Linked DNA regions of Homo sapiens: region 1 is linked to region 2. A link is an interaction called in ENCODE POLR2A ChIA-PET data of the cell type or tissue named here. Cell type or tissue: HCT116. All regions are shown on one strand.

The links. Peaks named below come from ENCODE experiments on the same cell type or tissue, not always from the same donor. Only the 100,000 strongest peaks of a DNase experiment are listed, where the experiment ranks them.
Region 1: POLR2A ChIA-PET joins it to region 2 with 5 read pairs; 6 of 35 experiments call an interaction of 5 or more read pairs at or near these places.

Annotation. Positions count from the first base shown.
Region 1 is chr19:4,953,499-4,955,998 of GRCh38, forward strand. UHRF1 (ubiquitin like with PHD and ring finger domains 1) reads left to right here. Exons shown (of 17, transcript NM_001048201.3): 14 at 852-990; 15 at 1,152-1,324. Among named protein-coding and RNA genes, the nearest start is that of KDM4B, 14 kb to the right of the region's middle. In HCT116, no CTCF peak of the experiment used is centred here; no DNase peak of the experiment used is centred here; H3K27ac peaks cover 428 bases.
Region 2 is chr19:4,835,596-4,838,095 of GRCh38, forward strand. No RefSeq gene overlaps it. Among named protein-coding and RNA genes, the nearest start is that of TICAM1, 5.1 kb to the left of the region's middle. In HCT116, no CTCF peak of the experiment used is centred here; no DNase peak of the experiment used is centred here.

The sequences.
Region 1 (2,500 bases), 120 kb after region 2:
TGTTGTCCAGGCTGGAGTGTAGTGGTGTGATCATAGCTCACTACAGCCTCAAACTCCTGGGCTCAAGTGATTCTCCTGCCTCAGGCTCCTAAGTAGCTGGGACTACAGATGCACACCACCAGGCTCGGCTAATTTTTTAAATTTTTTTGTAGAGAGGGGATCTTGCTATGTTGCCCAGGCTGGTCTCAAACTCCTGGGCTCAAGCGATCCCCCTGCCTTGGCTTCCCAAAGTGTTGGGCTTATTTAATAAAAATTAGAATGTTTAATATTAATATTTTATATTTAGCCTGTAATCCCAGCATTTTGGATGACTGAGGCAGGTGGATCACTTGAGGTCAGGAGTTCAAGACCAGCCTGGCCAACATGGTGAAGCCCCATCTCTACTAAAAATACAAAAATTAGCTGGGTGTGGTGGCGGGCACCTGTAATCCCAGCTACTCGGGAGGCTGAGGCAGGAGAATCGAGAAGCTGGACAAAGGGAAGGTTCACATCCCTGTGGGACGATGCAATGTTTCATCATGCAGTGTGCGTGATGTGAGGTGGCTGTAAAGGGGGAGGAAGGGGCCCCGAGCCGAGGGATGCAGCGCCTCTAGACGTTGGACACTTAGAACAGTGTGCAGTTTACAACTTAGGAATTGTTTCTAGAATATTTCATGTAACATTTTCAGTTGACTTTGGGTCACTGAAACCTCAGCAAAACTAGATAAGGGAGGACTACCCTGTGCTCTTCAGGGGGATTGGGGGTCAGGTGTGTCTGGAAACCCAGACCTGGCAAGGAGGCTGGAAGAGCGGGCTCTGCATAGCGTGTGGGCCCCAAGCCTGACTCACGGCTGTCCCTCTTCCTCCTGAAGTATCCAGAAGGCTACCTGGAAGCCCTGGCCAACCGAGAGCGAGAGAAGGAGAACAGCAAGAGGGAGGAGGAGGAGCAGCAGGAGGGGGGCTTCGCGTCCCCCAGGACGGGCAAGGGCAAGTGGAAGCGGAAGTCGGCAGGTGAGAATCTCGTGGGTGTGGGGTGAGCGTCTTGTGTGTGGGGGAGCAGGTGGGCATCTCGCGGGTGTGGGGTTGAGGTCGTGTGGACGTGGGAGCCGGTGGCTGTCTCTCCGGCAGCTCGGGCCACGCGCCCCTCCCTCACGCGCCCCACCCTCTTCCAGGAGGTGGCCCGAGCAGGGCCGGGTCCCCGCGCCGGACATCCAAGAAAACCAAGGTGGAGCCCTACAGTCTCACGGCCCAGCAGAGCAGCCTCATCAGAGAGGACAAGAGCAACGCCAAGCTGTGGAATGAGGTCCTGGCGTCACTCAAGGACCGGCCGGCGAGCGGCAGCCCGGTAGGCTCGCACGGCTCACTCGTCGCCCTGATTTGCGTTGACTGCGGTAAAATGTGTGGGGCTTGTTTCCCATGTTCCCCATTTTCAAGTGTACAGCTCAGTCGCACTGAGTACATTCTTGTGGTTGTGCAACCATCACCACCATCACCACCTCCAGAACTTTATCCTCTCCCCAGACTGAAACCCTGGCCCTGAAACTGTCACTCCCACCCCCTCCCAAGCCTTGGCACTCGCTCCCCAGCCCCGGCAACTGCTCCCCAGCCCCTGCACCCGCTCCCCAGCTCCGGCACCCCCTGCCATCCTACCTTCTGTCTCTGTCTCCCGGGGCTGTTGCAAAGTGACCCCAAGCCTAGGAGTGCAAAGCGACTCACATCTCACAGCTCTGGGGCTGGGAGCCCGACATGGGCCTTGCTGGGCTAAAGTCAGGGCAGGGATAGGGCTGGGCCCTCCTGGGGGCTCCAGGGGAGAACCAGATTTCTGCCTTTCCCAAGGTCTAGAGGCACTGTATCCCTCGGCTCGGGGCCCCTTCCTCCCCCTTTACAGCCACAGCGCATCTTCTTCCAGTCTCTGAGTCTCACTCTCCCGCCCTCTCTCGGGAGGACCTCGGGGTGACATCAGGCCCCCCGCCTCACCCAGGATGCTTTCCCAGCTCCAGGTCCTTCACTCAGTCCCACCTGCCATTTCTCCTCTGCTGTGGATGGTGACGTCTCAGGATGGTGCAGGTCTCAGGATTCAGCTGTGGCCGAGGCCATCTCAGTGGTCCCTCTCTTCCCATTTCCTTCAGGCCACATTCTTCCCAGGGCTTTCTCCCCAGCTCCCACCCTACGCTGGGGCAGCCCCTTGCCCCTAGACCTTCACTTGTGTCTCTTTGGTCCCCGCACTTAGCTCCAAGCAGGAGGAGGTGTCTTTCGAGTCATCCGAGGCTGGGCTCCTGGTGGCCCGTGTACTCAGTATGCATTGTGTCAGTGGACACCATGCCTCTAAATTTTTTTGGTGACAGGAGCTCACCCTGTCACCCAGGCTGGAGTGCGGTGGCATGGACAAAGGTCACTGCCTCCTTGAACTCCCAACTCCCAGGCCACGCCTATGTTTTTAATTTATTTTGTTTATTTTTATTATTTTTTTTTGAGATGGAGTTTTGCTCTCGTTGCCCGGGCTGGAGTGTGCAATGGCATG
Region 2 (2,500 bases):
CAGGCATGAGCCACCATGCCCGGCCTCTGTTTTCCACTTTTGCACACATATCCACAGATCCGTGATCATGATACTGAATATTCTTCGATCTGATTTTCCTTTTTAATTCGCATAGGCCAGAGTTCAGCAAACTGTTTGTTGTAAAGGACCAGACAATAAATACTTTCGGCTGGGCGTGGTGGTTCACGCCTATAATCCCAGCACTTTGGGAGGCCGAGGCGGGCGGATCACAGTGTCAGGAGATCGAAACCATCCTGGCTAAAGCGGTGAAACCCCGTCTCTACTAAAAGTACAAAAAATTAGCCGGGCATGGTGGCAGGTGCCTGAAGTCCCAGTTACTCAGGAGGCTGAGGCAGGAGAATGGTGTGAACCTGTGAGGTGGTGCGGCTTGCAGTGAGCTGAGATCGCGCCACTGCACTCCAGCCTGGGCTACAGAGCGAGACTCCGTCTCAAAAAAAAAAAAATTTACTGTATTCCATTGTCAATATATCTTTGACACTTTCACAAGTCAACATATGTGTCATGTATGATATTCCAAAACAGGCATTGCTACCTTAAAATGTGGTGGTTATAAGCACCGTGGAGAGAACTTGACTCTTTGAGTCCAATTTTTTTTTTTTTTTTGAGACAGAGTCTCGCTCTGTTGCCCAGGCTGGAGTGCAGTGGCGTGATCTTGGTTCACTGCAACCTTTGCATCCTGGGCTAAGTGATTCTTGTGCCTCAGACTCCCCAGTAGCTGGGATTACAGGTGTGTGCCACCACACCCAGCTAATTTTTGTATTTTTAATAGAGAGGGGGATTTCACCATGTTGGCCAGCCTGGTCTCGAACTCCTGACCTCAAGTGACCTGCCCACCTTGGCCTCCCAAAGTGCTGAGATTACAGGCGTGAGGCACCATGCCTGGCCTGAGTTCAAATTACTACTCAGCTATTAGTAGCTGAGGTGGGGCTGAGGGTGGGCTCTCTGGATTACACCTCATTTTCCCTGGAGATAATAGCATCTATCTGATGGGATTGGGAAAAAGATCGGGTGAGAGCCAGGTGCAGTGACTCTCACCTGTAATCCCAGTGCTTTGGGAGGTTGAGTGGGAGGTCGCTTGAGCCCAGGAGTTTGAGACCAGCCTAGGCAACATAGCAAGACCCACATCTGTGTGTGTGTGTGTGTGTGTGTGTGTGTGTGTGTATAATTTAGCTGAGTGTGGTGGTGCACGCCTGTAGTTCCCAGATACTCAAGAGGATGAGGTGGGGCCAGATGTGGTGGCTCACACCTGTAACCTCAGTACTTTGGGAGGCCGAGGTGGGCAGATCACTTGAGGTCAGGAGTTTGAGACCAGCCTGGCTAACATGGTGAAACCCCATCTCTACTAAAAATACAAAATTACATCCTGGCTAACACGGTGAAACCCTGTCTCTACTAAAAATACAAAAAATTAGCCGGTTGTAGTGGCAGGCACCTGTAGTCCCGGCTACTCGGGAGGCTGAGGCAGGAGAATGGCGTGAACCCAGGAGGTGGAGCTTGCGGTGAGCCGAGATCGTGCCACTGTACTCCAGCCTTAGCCGGGCGTGGTGGTGCACGCCTGTAATCCCAGCTACTCGGGAGGCTGAGGCGGGAAAACCACTCGAACCTGGGAGGTGGAGGTTGCGGTGAGCTGAGATAGTACCACTGCACCCCAGCCTGGGCAACAGAGTACAACTCTGTCTCAAAAAAGAGCGAAAAAAAAAAAAAAAAAGGCTGGCATAGTGGCTCACGCCTGTAATCCAGCACTTTGGGAGGCCGAGGCGGGCAGATCACTTGAGGTCAGGAGTTCAAAGCCAGCCTGGCCAATATGGCAAAACCCCGTCTCTAGTAAAATTCAAAAATTAGCCGGGCATGGTGGGGCACGCACCAGTAATCCCTGTGGCTGTTGGTTATAGGGAGTGGATTCCTATGTAACATTCATTGAACTGTCCCTTTAAGATTCATATACTTGGGTGCATATGAATTCAACTTGAATATGGATTAACAAAGAGAAAGTAACATGTGGTTGGTGATGGGGGAAATGAACCCTCTCAGGACTTAGGGTGGGAGTGAAAAGACTGACAATGATTTGGGCAACAGTCCAGCAGTATTTAGTAAGACTGAGAATGTATCTTCTCCATGTCCCTGGGAGAAGTCCCTGAAGTTCCCCTTCTCTGTAGCTACCGTAGAGAAACACTGTAGATTGTCACTTGGATTTTTTTCCGAGATGGTATCTTGCTCTGTTGCCCAGGCTGGAGTGCAGTAGTGCGATCTTGGCTCACTGCAGTCTCAAACTCCTGGGCTCAAGTGACCCTCCCACCTTACCATGCCTGGCTAACTTAAAAAAAAAAAATTTGTGTAGAGATGGGGTCTTGCTATGTTGCCCAGGCCAGTCTCAAACTCCTGGCCTCAAGTGATCCTCCCACCTCGGCCTCCCAAAGTGCTGGGATTACAGGCGTGAGCCACTGTGCCAGGCCTGCCAGTGTCTTGATCTTGGACTTCC